Linked DNA regions of Homo sapiens: region 2 is linked to region 1. A link is a loop called in an ENCODE intact Hi-C map of the cell type or tissue named here. Cell type or tissue: psoas muscle. All regions are shown on one strand. Links, peaks and the distances in the headings refer to the core of each region. The heading gives the core; the rest is flanking DNA.

Region 1 (9,564 bases), core at 843-8,842:
ACACGTAAAACCCATGTCAAGTCATCTGGAGACAAGCAGGTAAAGAACAAAGGAGAGGGAGGGCCAGGGAGGGTCAGTGGTGATGGGGAAGGATGGAGTCGTCCTTTTCACTGAGAAGTGCTTGCATTTCCGAAATCTGTTTAAAATACGAGCACAGTCATCCCTTGGTAGCCACAAGGGGTAGGTTCCAGGACCCCAGCAGACACCGAAATCAGTAGATGTTCAAGTCATCAATATAAAATGGCATGGTGTTTGCATAGAACCTACATATATCCTCCTACAAACTTTAAATCACCTCTAGTTTACCTATAATACCTAATACAGTGTAAATGCTACATAAATAGTTGTTACACTGTGTAGCAGTGGTCCCGAACCTTCTTGGCACCGGGGACCAGTTTAGTGGAAGACAATTTTTCCACAGACGGGGATGGGGGAATGGTTTTGGGTTCAAACTGTGCTACTTCAGATCAAGCATTCGATTCTCATAAGGAGCACGTAACCTAGATCCCTCACGTGCGCAGTTCATGATAGGGTTTGCAATCCTACGAGAATCTCAGGCCACTGCTGATCTGACAGGAGGCGGAGCTCAGGTGGTGATGCTCACTCGCCCAGCACTGATCTCCTGCTGTGCAGCCCGGTTCCTAACTGGCCTCCCCACTGGGGGTTGGGAACCCCTGCTGTATGGCTTTTATTTGCATTATTTTTTATTGTTGTATTGTTATTCTTATTGGTTTTCTCCAGATATTTTTGATCATGGTTGGTCGAATCCACAGATGCAGAACCTGAGATGTGGAGGACCAACTTTATTATAATTTTTTTTTTTCAGGAATCTAAGCCTAGACTATATTTTTCTATAAAGGTGACCTCTGAGATTGTCAGCCAAGACCTACTTATGCACGAATTACTTACTAACACAGGAAGATAAATTCATTGATTTGCTAAACTTTCTAATTACAGCTCTAACTAGAAGGATACACTTGAACATGCTTATGAAGATCTATATATAGTTGTGGATCCAATTAATCAGGATTCTAGTGACACCATGACCCCCCCTTGAGCAAGTCGACATTGATTCAATTTCCTGTGTAAAATCTGCTGTGGCAAACACACCCCAGTGTGATCACAATGGACCGGTTCTCTAAAGAAGAGCTTATGGCCGGGCGCAGTGGCTCACGCCTGTAATCCCAGCACTTTGGGAGGCCAAGGCAGGCGGATCATGAGGTCAGGAGTTCAAGACCAGCCTGGCCAACATAGTGAAATCCCATCTCTACTAAAAATACAAAAAAAAATAGCCAGGCGTGGTGGTGGGCGCCTGTAATCCCAGCTGCTTGGGAGGCTGAGGCAGGAGAATCACTTGAACCTGGGAGGCGGAGGTTGCAGTGAGCCGAGATCGCGCCACTGCACTCCAACCTGGGTGACAGTGTGAGACTCCATCTAGAAAAAAAAAGAAGAGCTTACAAATAAAGGCTATGTGTCCCTGCAGAATTGAGGTAAACAGAGTTAAAAGAATGCAGGATTCCCTTGGTGTATTCTGGCAACGTTTATATAAAGAGTAAGTCATCCAGAATTGAAGACACTTTAAATGCCACAGGAAAATCATCAGATAAGACCAAGGAATCCTATACCAAGATGCTGCTACCAAAGTAACCTATTAATAGAGTGAAAGAGTTTCTGGCCATTCTTGTTACATAAGGTTAACCTTGCAAGGGTCTTTGCTCAGAGGGAAGATGAAATTACATCTTAACATAATCATCGACTACAATAAATTTAATTATCCACAATTCATGAAATCTTAGAAAAATCAAGAGTAACCATATTCAGTGAAATGAGAATGACTGATTTATTTAAAACTTATGTTTCCTACTTGATGTTATGTTTAGTAGGGCATTGAATTATTTACATAAAAATACAGTTTGGCAATTTTTTTTTTTTTGAGACAGCTTCTCGCTGTGTCACCCAGGCTAGAGTGCAGTGGCACAATCTCAGCTCACTGCAGACGACCTCCTGGTCTCAAGTGATCTTCCTGTCTCGGCCCCCCAGTCCCTGGGACTACAGGTGCATGCCACCACACCTGGCTAATTCTTATTTTTTGTAGAGATGGGGTTTCACCATGTTGCCCAGGCTGGTCTTGGACTTCTGGACTCAAGTGATCCTCCTGCCTCGGCCTCCCGAGGTGCTGGGATTACAGACATGAGCCACTGCACCTGGCCTGATTTGGCAATTTTTAAAATGCTGTTTGTAATATAAATGTCTTTATATATTTAACTCTTTTGTCTATGGCCATACAACCCTTAACACACCCGATGTCATCTGATCTTGGAAGCTAAGCAGGGTTGGGCCTGGTTAGTACTTGAATGGGAGACATTTACCTCTCTTGACAAGTGACATGTCGTGCTAAGTTCCTCGCCAGGACCAGCTACATACTTCTCGGGCCCCAGTGCAAAATGAAAAGGCAGGCCCCTTGTTCAAAAATGACTAAGAGTCTCAAGGTGATGACAACAGAGGACTAAACTGAGTCAGGTGCCCAGATGACCGCACAGGGCACACACCAATGACACCAACCCCACTCCAGACACTGTCATACTCAATCTGGAAGGAAAAAACGTCCAAACCAGTCCCCAAGCACTCCAAGATAAAAGGGCATACTAAAGAAACCCGGCCACCTGTCTCCATAGACTTATTTGTGTGCTGCCTGAAGACTTTGAAATATTAGACTGAGCTCTTCCAAGCCAGAGCAAACTAAAGCGATTTATGGCATTGCTTTCTTCTCGACTGCAAAATACCTTACGACCCAAATACTTTTTCAGCTTTACAAGAAATTTTGAAAATTTACTGCATTAGAAATGTTTTGAGACACGTGAGCTATTTTACCTTCTTCGTGGCCAAGTTGCTTATTTTTAGCTCTCTTCCTGGCCTCGATTTTATCTGTGTCTGCATTTACTGCTTCATAAACTGTTTCCGTTACTTCTTGCTGCCAGCGTTCAGAGATGACCAAAGGGAAGTTCTTGTAGAGTTCTTGGTCGCAATCAAGTAGCTGATTATTTTAAGAAATCAAGATATTTATGATTTAACATACTTACAAAGGTAAGAGTCCGCGGCGCCACATCCATGGTGACTCTATCATAACTCTATATAGGAAGATGACTAGATGGCAGCAGTAATCATTTCGAGGCAGGTTCTTAGTTATCATAAATCTCTGCTAATGACAACTCAAGCAATCATCATCCACAAACAGAACTGATGAGCACTTCACTTTCAGTCCTGGATCAGCTACAATCAACCCAATCTTGTATACTATCTTCATGACATGTTTTGCCAACGAAAACTCACATATACAGAATTTTACTTGAAGTACTGAGATTCTGACAACAAAGTAAAATTTCAATTATGGTAAGGATATTTTGTTTATATAGGTAGGAAAACTGTTTCTATAGTTTCAGAAACAGTTATAAGGGAGAAGCCAAGAGGGCTTTTGAACCTACCCTCAATTAATCTGAAAAGTTAGAAAAACAAAAGGTAAATGAAGCTGAGCTTCCTATTAATTCCATGAACCTTCCAACTATTTACAGTTTGACATCATAATCATATGTATAAGAAATCTCAAGACATATGGGGAGTTCAGGCAATGGAGCCTTTAAGAGCTGCTGGAACAAAAATTATACTTAATGGTAGCATTTTTCTTCTAAACGATTATTCAAAATTCTTCTTTCTGCCCTCTAGGTAAGGCTGCATTTTGAATATGAGCAAAGAAAATGGTTTTCTGCATGTGAACTACATTTTTATAGCAGAAATACTAGCAAGCCTGCTGGTAAATACATGCTTGTCTTAGAAGCACAGACCTCCTTAGAAACTTGATTTGCTTACTCCTTGAAAGATAAGCAGGGGTAGGTATCATAACAGGCAAAATACTGAGAAGGGCAAGAAAGACCAAGGAGGCTAAGGCACTTGCACACACTCCCTTAGCAAATCAACAGAACACCAGAAGAAGCTGCATCCCACATGCCAATATGGGGCCTACTCCATCCAGTCTCATTGATCTATTATAATAATCTGTTGATTCTGAGGTCGCTTTGACCTGTAGAGTTTTTCCTCTTTCTGTTTTCTTCAGACATTCTATCTAAGCCCATAGCTGAGCCCCTCAGTTGCTCTGAATGGGACTGGAGGTGCGTGTGTGAGTGTGTGTGTGAGTGATGGGGTGTTGAAAACCTCAAGGTCCGATGAGCACCTGAGATCAGGCACACAGGGACAGGCTCTGAACGGTCTGGCAAAGAGTCAAAGCATGCTCCTTGCCCAGGCAGTTATTCTGAAATGGCCAACTCTGTTTAATAGACACTGTTCTACCGCCTATAATTTCAGAAAGACTTGATCTTTATGACTGAGCCCACCTTGCTGAAAATGAATTTTTTTAAAAAAGAACTTATGTTTACATGAGGTGAGTTTTCCCCCACCCTTTTAAAGAAAATGTATTATTTAGGCTGTTTTTAAAAGACAGTTTCTTAAAATGCAGTCCCCTGCCCTCCCTGCTGGACTCAGCTCTCACGGGAGCAGGACCTGGGCTTCTTGTTTACAGCTGAATCCCTACCAGACAGGACTTCTTGTTCTAAGTGTGCTCTTTCTCAGCTCTTGCTCAGGAAGAACCAAAACATAATAATAGAAGCTACTAGTTTGTCAAGCATTGACTATATGCCTGTAGCCTTCAGCAGGCCACCTCATTTATCCTCAGAGAAAGCTTGGCAATGAAACCACCCACTTTACAGGTGAGAAAGCCAAGACTCGAGAGGTTGCAGAATGGCCCACATTCACTCAGCTCAGTGGCAGATCCCAGCCCAGTCTGTCTGACTCCAAAGCCTAGATCTTGGTTTACAACATTTTTAAGTATGATCATCTCTTTTTAACATTAAAAAATGTTTGTGGGCACCCACGTAATAGTGTTTTATTTTTAGTACTCTGACGGACAGATAGTGGTATACAGCAGGTGAAAAAATTCTATTGTGACAGCAGTAAATTTTTTAAATACCTTTGTAAATGGATTGTTCCCCAAAGCACTGCTGTATACTCATATACCTGACAGGTATCAATGGTTCCGGCTACAGACGATGCCTGGTTGTGCACAGGTCTAGGCATCGGTCTCAATGCTGACCCCAGCCACTGCTCCAGACCACAGAAGGGTGTCCCTCAGTTGGTCAGCAATCCTCACAGCCCTGTGACCTGGGCCCTCTGCACTTTGCCTTCACCTAACCTCCAACACCAGAAAAGCTGGTCCCATGAACACCCCAATCACCATCATGGCCCAGCCCCTCATCTCCTGGGGCCCCTAGCTCTGACCAGCTGCCACTGGGTTCCCCAGGTGCACTTGGCGTGTACATGCTGCTCTCCTTCCCCACAATCCTCCCATCTTCCTCCAGCCATTTACTGGCTTTTCTGTCCCACAGTCTAGCTGGTCCCAGTCCTACGTGTCTCCAGTTATAGCTCCTGCTAGGCCCTTGCATTTTACTTGTCACTCTTTTATTTACACCTCACAGGTGTGTGTTTTAATAGTGCTGCAGCCTTCTGGAGAAGGAAGCTACTTGGTGGGGAAGGCAACGCGGGTTTGTGTCAGAAGGGTGTAAATGGGGGCAGCTGAGAAGAAACAGGGAAGGCCCGGGGGCAGGGGGTAGAGCCTGGGGCAAGCTGCCAGCATGGGGGTAGGTGAGAGCTTGATGTAGTGATACACTTTGACCCAGCATCTTAAACAGAATGATCTTCTCTCATGACTCACCATCTCTAATTATGTCTTGTCTCTACTTGGGGGAATAACGATATGAACAAAAGTTCGAAAAATGCAGAGGATTGTATTAAAAAAAACAGTGATTATTTCACCTTTGATTGACAAATGCAAAATGATTCATGCTGTTTGCTCTTTCATCCTAACACGGGGAGATCTAAAAACTTAGAAGAATTGAGACAGCTGGCTCTTTTGCACTAGGGAAGTATGTTTGATATCACACAGCTGTTTTTCCTGCTTCAGGTATAATTCAAGTTTTATTTCAATCACAAATATTCCAAATCAATAATATTTTACCATGTAGTTCCTCAAAAATAAAATTATTAGTCTGAAGAAAGCTTTCAAAGCCTTTAATTTAGATCCTTAACTTACACATTCTTCAAATATGTTGATACTCATTTGTAAGTTAAATACTATAAACAGCCCAATATTAAAACAACCACTAAGTTTGATTTCCAACAGAAATCATCCCATCCAAAAATAAAAATAAAGAAATAAATGATCACATGTGTACCTTAATCCCTTTGGTATCCTCTTCATCAAATGAGCCAATATCAAAGGCATCAGCAGCATTGACTTCTCCCCGGGGAGGAATCAAGGGTGGTGGGTACTGGAAGATCCAAACAAGCATGGTACAGTTTTCAGATGATCGTATGGCCCTGTCCCAACCTAACATTCTACAAAGACAGCACAGTGCGAGATATCCGCATGCTCCACTGCGCAGCATGTCATTCAAACTTGTAACAAATCACATTTCATATTTTGTAGAAAAGCCACTGCACTCAATAGCCCCAAAGGAAGGCCCTATATTTTAGACAAATTAAAGAAAAATAGGATTCATGTCCAAAGCCTTCAATAATTTTCAAATATAACAAAATCTCAGGACTGCATATCCGTCCAGCTCAGCTTAAGAAAGCACATTCTCTGAGAGGACGCAACACCACCTTTGGGTTGCCGGAGCCACAACAGACAATGGGGCCTGGAGGGAGCAGGGCACATCTGCAAACGCTCCAAGGTATGTGTTAACTGACCCAGAGGTCGGACTCTAATTCAGTAGGACTGACAGATCAGTCTTTCTTTACTACAGAAAATCGTCATTTCTCTGCAGCTTGAGTTCACGCAAAGCAAGTTTAAAGCTGATAATCAACATTTTTCTAAAAATTGAATTTGGGGTGTTTCCTGTATCAACGCAAATATAATGAAGCTTAAAATAAGGAAAGGAAATCATGCTGATATAAAATCATGCTAATTCTTAAATTATGTAGTATTGGGCTAGAAAATATACATACGTTTATGGCAGAAGTTTCACGTACATTTTATAGAGATCTATGTAAAAATACAGTCACATTGAGATAAGAATTCAAGAAGAAGAGCAAAAACTAAAAAAGGCTCAATTATATGTGCATTTGAATTAACTAGATAATAGCTCCATTTTACCTTTTATTAGTTGATATAGGAGATATTTTCAAAATGTTTCTATTAGAGAAATGAAGAGTGAGAGGATGCCCCAAAGGGAACTGGCTACATGGTAACTCTCGGGTAACAAGAGAGTGTGGACACAGGATGCTGGGGGAGGTGGGTGGTGGGGATGCTGGGGAGACACAGCCAGGAAGCCAGCAGTGCATAGAGAGACAGAGACAGAAACTGAGACAGAGATGAGCGGGTAAGGGCGGGGCGGCAGTACCGTAAGTAGAGTCAAGAGGGAGTGAGTACCTTTTGTAAGTAGACATGCTGCCAGTCAACACCTTTGAAAAAGCTGTGCTCTTTTACTTCCTGTGAGCTGGAGGAGAAAGAGTCATAACAGTGCTGAGTATGCATTTGGAAACGTAATAAATATTGTGCAAAACTGTCTCCTGTTAACAATACAGGGGAGCAAGTATTTCCACTTTTTCCTTTAAGAAAGCAAACAAATATGCTTCCTTCAAAACAACAGGAGGAATGCTACGATGTTTAGAATACTGCATGCAGCGCCTGGGAATATTATCCCATATGATCATTTATTTGGGATAGTTATTACAGTTTAAGATAACCTAGAAATTTTCACAGATATATATATACACACGCACACACACACACACACAATAATTCTATAGTCAGGAGAACATAACTGAAAATAAGAATTAAATTGGATATCTACACATTAAAGAAATTTACAGCAAATATTTACACATCGCAATAGATAATGTAATAGGAAAATGACAGGAATGTGAAGCACCACATTTACTCAGAAGCAAACAAGAGATCTAATAATATAATGTATACCAAAACCCTTTATAAATTGAAGAAACCCATCCTGGCTAACACGGTGAAATCCCATCTCTACTAAAAATACAAAAAAATTAGCCGGGTGTGGTGGCTCACGCCTGTAATCCCAGCACTTTGGGAGGCTGAGGCGGGCAGATCACGAGGTCAGGAGATCAAGACCATCCTGGCTAACACGGTGAAACCCCTTCTCTACCGAAAATACAAAAAATTAGCCGGGCATGGTGACGGGCGCCTGTAATCCCAGCTACTCGGAAGGCTGAAGCAGGAGAACGGCGTGAACCCGGGAGGTGGAGCTTGCAGTGAACCGAGATTGCGCCACTGGACTCCAGCCTGGGCGACAGAGCGAGACTCCATCTCAAAAAAAAAATAAAAATAAAAATAAAAAATAAATTGAAGAAACAAGTTTTCTTGAAGGTCATGATTAAAACTTGGAGTACCCAGAGCAAAAGTTGGTCAGGCATGGTGGCTCATACCTGTAATCTTAGCACTTTGGGAGGCCAAGGTGGGTGGATTGTCTGAGTTCAGGAGATCGAGACCAGTCTGGGCAACACAATGAAACCCTGTCTCGACTAAAATACAAAAAATTAGCTGGGCATGGTGGCAGGCGCCTGTAGTCTCAGCTACTCGGGAGGCTGAGGCAGGAGATTTGCTTGAACCCGGGAGGTGGAGGTTGCAGTGAGCCGAGATTGTGCCATTGCACTCCAGCCTGAGTGACAGAGTGAGAATCTGTTGCCAGGAAAAAAAAAAAAAAAATTGCACACTCCAAGGAAAAGCCCGCATGGGGGAGGAGCACTCCCAGCACATGCCACTGACTTTCTATCTCTCCACATCCTGTCACACAGCTCAGGGCTGCTTCTTGGGGTCCTCCTGTAGTCAGTCCCTGGGGCATCTCGCCCAGCCCAGAGCTTGAGTGCCCTTATAGGACTCCTAAATCTGTAGCCCAAGCACCAACCTGTGCCCTGTGTTCCAGGACACTCCTACTCCCCAGCCCACTCAGAGGATGCAGGCAGGGCTAACACAGCCCTCTCCGCACTGCTCCTGCACAGGCCCAGCCAGGATGGTCCTGGATGCCTGTCTTCCCTCAGGCTTCACAGCCACCCCTTGGCCAGACCCAGACCTGACTACTTCCTACCACCTCCCATCCTCACGAGACTCTCGCTTAGGGGTGGTGTTTCTTTTTTTTTGTCACCCAGGCTGGAGTGCAGTGGCGCCATCTCGGCTCACTGCAACCTCCGCCTCCTGGGTTCAAGCGATTCTCCTGCCTCAGCCTCTGAGTAGCTGGGAATACAGGTGCGTGCCACCACACCCGGCTAATTATTATTATTATTATTGTATATTTAGTAGAGATGGGGTTTCACCATGTTGGTCAGGCTGGTCGCAAACTCCTGACCTTGTGATCCACCCACCTCGGCCTCCCAAAGTACTGGGATTACAGGCGTGAGCCACTGCGCCTGGCCGGGGTGGTGATTCCTGCTCAGGATGCTACTGGCATTTGTGGGCAGGGAAGGGATGATAGACGTACTGCCAGAAACACC
Region 2 (9,564 bases), core at 411-8,410, 230 kb after region 1:
CATCCACCCATCCTTGTATCCACTCATGCATCTATCTGCCCATCCACCCACCCTTCCACCCACCTTTCCATCCATCCTTCCATCCATCCATCCACCCGCCCATCCATTCATCCACCCACCCTTCCACTCACCTTTCCATCCATCCATCCACCAGCCCATCCACCCACACACCCATCCTTCTATCCACCTTTCCATCCGTCCATCCATCCATCCATCCGTCCATCCATCCATCCATCCACCCATCCATCCACACTTCCATCCACCCACACATCTACCCATCCATCCATCCATCCATCCACTCATCCATGCATCCATTCATGCATCCATCTATCATCCACCCATCCTTGTATCCACTTACGCATCCATCTACCCATCCACCCACCCTTCCACCCGCCTTTCCATCCATCCGTCCACCTACCCATCCACCCATCCATCCACCCACTCTCCCACCAATTCAACCACCCATCTACCCATCCATCCATTTTTATCTGTCCACCAACCCATCCACCCTTTCACGCACCTTTCCATCCATCCATCCACCCATCCATCTACCCACCCATTCACTCACCCATCCATCCATCCACCCACTCACCCACTCTTCTACCCACCCTTCCACCCATTCATCCATCCATCCATTCATCTATCCACCCATCCACCTACCCTTACACCCACCTTTCCACTCATCCATCCACCCACCCATCCACTCACCTACCCATTCATCCACCCACACATCCACCCACGCATCCACCCATCCATTCATCTATGCATCTCTTCATCCACCCATCCACACTCCCATTCAGTCACCCACCCATCTGCCCATTCATCCATCCATTCACTATTTATTGAGTGCCTTCTATGTGCCTGGCACCGTGCCAGGAATTCACTGGTGAACATGATCCATTAGAAATCTGCCCTTGTCGGCTGGGTGCAGTGGCTCACTCCTGTAATCCCAGCACCTTGGGAGGCCAAGATGGGCCGATCACAAGGTCAGGAGATCGAGACCATCCTGGCCAACACGGTGAAACCCCGTCTCTATTAAAAAAAAAATACAAAAAATTAGCCGGGCATGGTGGCGGGCACCTGTAGTCCCAGTTACTCGGGAGGCTGTGGCAGGAGAATGGCGTGAACCCGGGAGGCAAAGCTTGCAGTGAGCCGAGATCGTGCCACTGCACTCCAGCCTGGGCGACAGAGTGAGAGACTGTCTCGAAAAAAAAAAAAAAAGAAGAAGAAATCTGCCCTTGTCGAGTTTACATTCTGGAGGGGTGTTCAGACAATAAGTAAACAAAGCAATAAATATTACAATTGCTTTTTGGGTAGGTATATTAAGCCATTGCCCAGGGGGTGCAATTTGAGCACCTTTTCTGGATAGGGCAGTTACAGGCACATGTTATCTTCTAATTTAATTCTCATTACTACCTAATGAGGTTGTTACTATTAATATTCATGTTTCACAAAGAGGCAAGCAGACTCAGAGTAGTGAGGTAACGTGCCTAAGGTCACACAGCTGGCAAGCATCAGAGCTGCGATTGAAACCCAAATGTAGCCACTGATCATGGTGGAGCATCAGGAGGAGAAATTACTGTATTCAGGGCCTTCTGCCTCTTTTGTTCTGGGCCTTGTACCAATGTTGGGGCCATTGACACACAGGGGTCTCACCCACACAATCACACTCCTTGCACCTGCTCTTGGTCTGATGACTCAGATATTCAGGAAGTGGGATAAACTTTAACCCAGCTCATCCTTGCTGGGCCCCAAGACAGCCATGCCTTCTGCTGGGCTCACATCTCTGCCACTTGTTCAGGCCTTCCATCAGCAGGGCAGCCACAGAGTTTCAGAAAAGATCTTCTGGATGTAAACAGAAAAAGCACCTGCGGGTAAAGGGATGGGCGGCCACCTCTGGGCTCATAAGAGCACCAAAGAGTCTGGACTCAGGTGTCCACACTGCCATAGATTTGCTGTGTGACCCTGGGCAAGTCACCACCTCCCTTTTGATCTTTGTTCCCTTTCTGTGCTGCCTGCTGGTAGGGCTTGTGCCTGCTACAGTCACTCATCCAGATGTTTCTGAGAACCTACCATGTGCCAGGTTTTGTGACAGCCCCCAAGGAGCAACTAAGCACAGAATTATAGTTCCAAGAGACAAGCCACAAGGTGCTATGAGAATGTAAAATGGGTTGGCCTGATCTGGATTAAAGGCTACAAAGGACTTGCTGGGGGAGTGACATTTCCCCTGAGACTTAAAGGAGGATTAGAAGATAACTAGGTGCAAATATGGAAAAGGGATTCTTGGCCAGAGGAACCGCATCTGCAAAGGCCCCAATATGGGAAAGAGTTTGCTGAGTCAAGGACCCGGGAAGTCACCCACATCGCTGGCACCCAGAGTGAGAGGCATACAGTGCAGGACAAGCACAGGGAGGTCAGGGGCTGGGTTTTGCAGGGTCTTGGAGACAGCAGTGGGATTTGGGACCCCGAGCAGAGGGAGGTGGGGAGCGAGTAAGCTCCAGGGAGCCCAGATATGCATGAACTAGGCTGCGTAGACCCACTTTTTGGGCTGGGGGCTGCACAGAGGGCAGTCAGGTGGGACACTGGAGCTTCAGAAACAGACTTAACCTACTTCATAATATTGCCAGGACTAGATTGTGTAAGACAGCATGGGTTAGTGGATAGGAGGATGTGGGTCAATAGCTTTAGGTAGACCCTGGAAATTTACCCTATGGGAGGGCAGGGCTCAGAGCTTTGTGTGAGCAGCTATGTAATTTGTTTATCCCTTTGGTTTGAGCATCCTCTTGGCCAGGGGTCCTAATCTTCAGTTAGAGCTCTGTCAATTGCAAGTAGCAGAGAACCTGGCCTGAGAAAAGGGAATTCATTGGCTCCTGTGTTTGAACAGCCCAAGGGCAGACCTTCAGGTATGGCTTGATCCAGGGTCTTCACTGATATCACCAAGATCCTGTTTCTCCACTTCTCAACATGACTTCCTTGGATATGACAACATGTGCAGATCCCTCAACAAAAATGGCATTGACAGCTCTGCATTCCATCTTCATCCCTCCAAGAGCCTCAGAAAAGAATCCGCAGGCTCTTCTTAGGACTTTAGGCCATGCACAGACTCTGATTGACCCATACTTAGACTAGTTAGTGGCCAGAGAGACAGAATGTGCTGGCTGGCTTAGTTTAGGTCCTATGTTCCATTACTCATATCCAGGGTGGAGATGGCTTCCTTGAAAGCATAGAGAATGAATGTGAGTGAGGGGGTTTCCCACTCTAGCAATACTGGGGCATTGTTGCCACATAAAAGGGAGAGGTAATAAGCTGGATGAGAAGAGCCACATATGTCTATCATAGGGAGGGGCCCATGATCCCCCGGGGGTGAGAGCATTCTGGGGCCTACCTGGGGAGTGGAAAACGTTGTCTCAGCATTGCTAGGCTTTGAGATAAGGGTCAGGGCTAGGAGTCAGTCAGGAAGACAAAGTGAAGAGTCAAGGAGAGGTGTGGTCACTAGAAAGCAGAGACCTGGAGGAAGTGGTGGAGGTCAGGGAAGACTCACAGCATGTATGGAGTTCTGAGTGTACAGATGTGATATGAAGAGCTTTGCATGTCACAGGGAGGTGTGCCCACACTGATCCAGGATGGGATGGGGATGCTCACCTTCAGTCCCACTTTCCCACTCTAAGTATCTGGGGAGTTTCTCTCCATGACCTGCCAGTGTATAGAGGTCTCCTATGGTTTCAAACATTGGAGAGTGGAAGTCTGAGAAGATGAGTAGAAGGGCCTGGGTCTCCCTCTGTGTAGGCTGTGGGCTGCCATTGGCCTTTGTTGCAGATGGATCAAAGTTCCATGAGTACAGAGAGAAAGAGAAACAGGATCCTGTTGACATTTGAGCCCCTGGATCAAGCCATGCCTGAAGGTTGTCCACCTACTGGGCAGGCAATATAAAATTATCTCTGGGTACCCAGGTGCTTCCCTCCTGGCTGTCCAGCCCTCCACTTATGAACCTGGCACTTTCTGGGCAGCAGCCACACTCCTGGACCTCTTTTCAGTCTGAGAACCCACTTTCCCCATCCCTTCCTTCCCAGACCCTTGTACTCTTAAGGCGACCCTATGTCCTGGTTTCCCTGGACTGTTTTAATGTCTATTGTCCTTGTGTAATTCTTCATAGTGCCTCTTTCATTCTCAAAGTATCTTGCTTTGGATAATAAATAACAGTCACTTCACACATCCCTCCATTCTGACGTTCCTGCTCACTTCCTTTCTCACTGCAGACCTTACAGGCCTGAGAGCTGTTAAAACTTGAATCAAAATTATTAGCAACAACAACAAAATCCAGTCTCTCTCTACCAATGCAGGAGAGACTTAGCCTTTGACAATACCTCTCTGAGGTTTGTTTACATCCAGTCCTGGCAAAAGGCCCTTTCTGCAACGATATGTGACAGGTGAAATGATTCCTTCTGAAGGAGAAAAAAAAAAAAAAAGAATTCTCACATCAAAACAGCTTCAGTCCTGAGGGTTTCCCTGCCTCCACCCACTCCATGTTCCTGTTCCCATTCATTCTTACAATAAACCCCTTGTTTTAAGGTAGCTTGTCTGAGTCTCTTTTTCCTGCAACAAAAAGAGGTGTACCTAAAATAGGCCAGGGCCTGGGCCAATGGCCAAATTTAGATGAAAAACTGGGTCAGGCAGGAGAGGGAGCAGCAGGCTGGGAACTTTTGAGTATTGGGGCTAGACAGCTCCTGCTGATGGGGCACTTCCTCTGTGCCAGCCCATTAATTTATTAAGTAGTAAAATTAATCTTATTTAATTTTCTTACTGTCCTTTGAGGTAGGGACTGTTATCTACAGTTGATAGAGAAGAATACTAAGGCTCAGAGAGTCAGGATTTGGGTATCCTATCCCAGTCCTCTCCATCCAAGATCTGCAGGTTGGGGCACCAGGGCAGACTTCCAGAACACAAAAGGGTAGTGGGAATCTTGGCCATCTGGCATGGAGACGCTCAGCCTGCATGGCCCAAGCTGGAACTCTTCTGCACAAACAGGTCTGTAGCTTTCTTCATCATTTTTAAGTGAATTTGAGGAGTGTGGAACAGCCAGAGATCATTGTTTTAGCTCAAATGAATTTAAGCAAGATACGGAAAATGTAGTTAGATCCAGGTTCTCATGTGCTATTGACCCATGTGGCTGGCACTCAGTTCTCTCTCCATCTCTCTTTCATGTGTTACTCCCTCTACTAGGTATAAAGAATGGTCACAGGCAGTCCCAAGCTTCATCCTTACAGCTTGTAATCCATAAGGTCTAACTATCTGTCTGTCTGTCTGTCTGTCTATCTATCTATCTATCTATCTATCTAACTATCTATCTATCTATCGCTCTTCCTCTCTCTCAGCTTCCACATAGAAATCCAACTAAGGATTTGGATTGGCTCTGCTTGGGTCACATGTTCACCTCAGGACCAATCACTGAGCCCAAGAGGACACTGACATGGGTGCTAGGATTGGCTCAGCCTGGTCACAGGCCCTCCGCTGTGGTGAGGAGGGCAGACAACAGTGATTAACAGCCTCTGGGGAGTGAGGGAGGCATGGTTTCATCAAGGAAGGGACGCTAGTGGTCAAAATCAATACATCCACCATGCTTCAAAAGATATGTAGCAGGGATACCTAGTTTAAAAGTTTTTAATGTGTATTTCATTTTGCTTTCCTGAGTACAGATTTTTATCTCTACCACGCTAGGCATCCATTAGTCTGGGTGAGATTAGAATTTATTACAGAAAATGCAAAGAGAAAGACAAGTGATGTTAAGCTTTAGACATCAAAATTAGATTATGTACCAGACGATAGCCTTAAGGAAGAATTCTACAGGTTCCTTATCTTTGAGCTTATGAATAATTGTGCCAAACATCTTAGAACATAGAGTTTGTCTGTGGATTGCAGGGTCTGTCCCATCTGCCTAAAACCGTTGGGTACCCCTGATAAAGAGAGGACATGATGGAGGTCAGGAGATCGAGACCATCCTGGCTAACGGTGAAACCCCGTCTCTACTAAAAATACAAAAAATTAGCCAGGCGTGGTGGCAGGTGCCTGTCGTCCCAGCTACTCGGGAGGCTGAGGCAGGAGAATGGCGTGAACCCAGGAGGCGGAGCTTGCAGGGAGCCGAGATGGCGCCACTGCACTCCAGCCTGGGCTGCAGAGCGAGACTCCGCCTCACAAAAAAAAAAAAGAGAGAGAGAACGTGATGTAGTGGAAGTAGAAGAAATGTCTGCCTGTTTTCTGACTTCTCCAATGATATTTCTCTATAACATGCATCAATGGTTATTATTTCTGTTTAAACGTGTTTTTAAATGTGTTTAAAACAAATAGGGGAAGATATTAGAACACATAACTTGGACACTGATGGTTAATTTTATGTGTCAGCATTGTGGGGAGAAGTGGGAGCAAAATGGGAAAATCCTCTTCCCATGATATTTCTCTATAACATGCATCAATGATTATTATTTTTGAGCACCCACTGTCCCCCTCAGGCATTGTGCTATGAGAGAGATCATTTGTTGTTTCACTATCCCTATGAAATAAGCATTTCTATCATTCAAACTGTTGGTTGTGAGCAAGTTCTGTCAAACAAAATGTGTTTAAAACAAATAGGGGAAGGTAGCCAGGTGTGGTGGCTCACGCCTGTAATCCCAGCACTTTGGGAGGCCGAGGTGGGTGGATCATGAAGTCAAGAGATCAAGACCATCCTGGTCAACATGGTGAAACCCCGACTCTACTAAAAAAGTACAAAAATTAGCTGGGTGTGGTGGCACGCACCTGTAGTCCCACCTGCTTGGGAGGCTGAGGCAGGAGAATCACTTGAACCCAGGAGGCAGAGGTTACAGTGAGCAGAGATTGCGCCACTGCACTCCAGGCTGGTGACAGAGCAAGACTCCGTCTAAAAGAAAAAGGGGACAGTATTAGATCATATAACTTGGGACACTGTGATGGTTAACTTTATGTGTCAACTTGACTGAGCCACAGGGTGCCCAGATATTTGGTCAAACATTATTCTGGGTGTGTCTGTGAGGGCGTTTTTGGATAAGATTAACACATGAATTGGTAGACTGAGTAAATTTTCTTCCCTGCTATGGGTGGCTCTCACCCAATCCGTTAAAGGCCTGAATAGAACAAAAGGCTCATACTCCTACAAGTTAGAGGGAAATTTTCCTGACTACTGGCATTGAGCTGGGACACTGATCTTCTCCTGTTTTCCAAATCAAACAAAAACATGAGCTCTTCTTGACTATCCAGACTGCTGGTTCTTGAATTGCTGCAATCTCATACAACTTTAAGCTGGGTGTGGTGGTGCACACATGCAGTCCCAAGCTACTTGGGAGGCTGAGGCAGGAGGATCACCTGAGCCCAGGAATTTGAGGCTGTAGTGAGCAATGATCACACCACTGCACTCCAGTCTAGGTGCCAAAGTGAGATTTTAACTCTTTGAAAAAAACAACTTAAATGAATGGTAAACTGCTTCTTATAGATGAACAAAGTAAGTGTATTTTGAGGTGGAACCTACTGCTGGTGAAGATGCTGTGAACATCGTTGATATGACAACAAACATTTAGAATATATATATATACATACATATGTATGTATATATATATATATATATATTTTTTTTTTTTTTTTTTTTTTTTTTTTTGAAGTGGAGTCTCACTCTGTGGCCCAGACTGGAGTGCAGTGGCACAATCTTGGCTCACTACAACCTCCGCCTCCTGGGTTCAAGTGATTCTCTTGCCTCAGCCTCCCAAGTAGCTGGGACTACGATGCCCACCATCACACCCAGCTAATTTTTGTATTTTTAGTAGAGATAGGGTTTCACCATATTAGTTAGACTGGTCTCAAACTCCTGACCTCAGGTGATCCACCCACCTTGGCCTCCCAAAGTGCTGGGATTACAGGCATGAGCCACTGCGCCTGGCCACATTTAGAATATTTCATACACTTAATAGCTAAAGCAGCAGCAGGGTTGGAGAGGATTAACTCAAATTTTGAAAGAAGTTCTACTGTCCATAAAGTGCTATCAAACAGTATCATATGCTTCCATGAAATCTTTAATGAAAGAGTCCATCAATGTGGCCAACTTTATTGTTGTCATATTTTAAGAAACTGCCACAGCCACCCCAACCTTCAGCAACCACCACCCTAATGAGTCAGCAGCCATAAACATCAAGGCATGACCCTCCACGAGCAAAAAGATTACAATTTGCAGAAGGCTCAGATGATTGCTAGCAATAAAGTATTTTTAATTAAGGTATGTACAGTGGTTTTTAGATGTAATGGTATTGCACACTTAATACACTATAGTGTAACTTTTACGTGCACTGGGAAATCAAAAATTCCTATGACCCACTTTATTGCAATATTTGTTTTATTGAGGTGGCCTGCAACCAAACCTACAGTATCTCTGAGTTATGCCTGTGTATATTATTTGGAGAACATTGACTAGTACAGATACTCAGCCGGAATTCTGGATACGCTTCAGGTATGGCTGTATCCAGGATCTTTAACAATGTCATTAGGCTCCACCATCTCTTGCCAGATCTTAGACAAGAGTTATTCATATGGTACATGTGATGGGTGACACTGGCAACCCTGGCTCATGTCCTAAACGTAGCCACCTTAAGAAAGAAAGAACATCTCCCTATATTCACCTGATTAGCCTCCCTTGGGTCATGTGTCTATTCCTGAACCCATCACTGTGATCCAAGGATGTGATACAATGGAAGGGCACCAGGATTGATAAAACCTAAGGAGTCCAGGAGTCTTACAAAGCAAGCCTGAGAGGAACACAAGGATGGATCAAGTAGGCACTGTGACTATGCCCGTTTTACAGTTGAGGAAACTGGCCCAGAGTGTTTAAGTGATTGGCCACGTACAAGCCTCAGAGCTGGTAAACATCAATGCCAGGATTTAAGCCCAGGCCTCTCCACAGGGCCTTAATTCCTTCTCCATACTACCTCTCACCCTTTAGTCCTGGCCAAAAGCCAAAATCTTCCAACACCCCAATCCCTGGTCCTCACATGCAGGTGCCCACCCTGCACCTGGCACATAGTAGGGGTGCAGTAAGCTTAAGTACTGCCCCTGCAGCTGGACACAGCCCTCAGTGCCTTGCTACAGGCAGCTCTGTCTAATCTGCCCCATCAGATCTTTATTTGGATCTTTCTCCCTGCCTCAGCTCTGAGAAGGAACCCGAGTGACCAGCTGAGCCTGCCAGGCAGTTGGCATCAGTCCCCACCCAGCTGTCCCCATCCTCTGATACATTTTTATTCCTTTTGAGAACTACCCAATTTAGACAGCTCAAAAACAGATGTTTCTTAACAACTATAGTTTCCATGGGTATTTTTGGTTCTCTAATCTTGGTAAATTGTTGGGATTTTGCTGGTTCTCTGGGTAGAAGACAAAGCTGCTTCCATCCAAGCCTCGCTTGTTATGATGGGCCTTGCTATGGCAGCAGTGAGTTGGCAGAATACTTAGACACAGCATTCGTATCTATTGCTGCAAGCAAATCTACCCCAGAACTTGGCAACTTAAAACAATAAACAG

The links. Hi-C counts contacts between places; a loop is a spot of excess contacts. Peaks named below come from ENCODE experiments on the same cell type or tissue, not always from the same donor. Only the 100,000 strongest peaks of a DNase experiment are listed, where the experiment ranks them.
Region 2: a loop joins it to region 1, with 2.5 times the contacts of the local background. A loop is called at or near these places in 3 of 110 quality-filtered maps.

The regions. Positions count from the first base shown.
Region 1 is chr22:25,707,878-25,717,441 of GRCh38, reverse strand. It overlaps GRK3 (G protein-coupled receptor kinase 3), which reads right to left. Exons shown (of 21, transcript NM_005160.4): 16 at 7,478-7,544; 17 at 6,279-6,374; 18 at 2,872-3,034. It also overlaps the pseudogene RNA5SP494. Among named protein-coding and RNA genes, the nearest start is that of MYO18B, 30 kb to the left of the region's middle. In psoas muscle, for the core only: no CTCF peak of the experiment used is centred there; no DNase peak of the experiment used is centred there; H3K4me3 peaks cover 543 bases; H3K27ac peaks cover 2,256 bases.
Region 2 is chr22:25,478,462-25,488,025 of GRCh38, reverse strand. LOC124905094 (a long non-coding RNA gene) reads right to left here. Exons shown (of 2, transcript XR_007068036.1): 2 at 8,055-9,564. Among named protein-coding and RNA genes, the nearest start is that of MIR6817, 28 kb to the right of the region's middle. RefSeq lists an enhancer at 1,560-1,609. In psoas muscle, for the core only: no CTCF peak of the experiment used is centred there; a DNase peak (open chromatin) is centred at 4,655.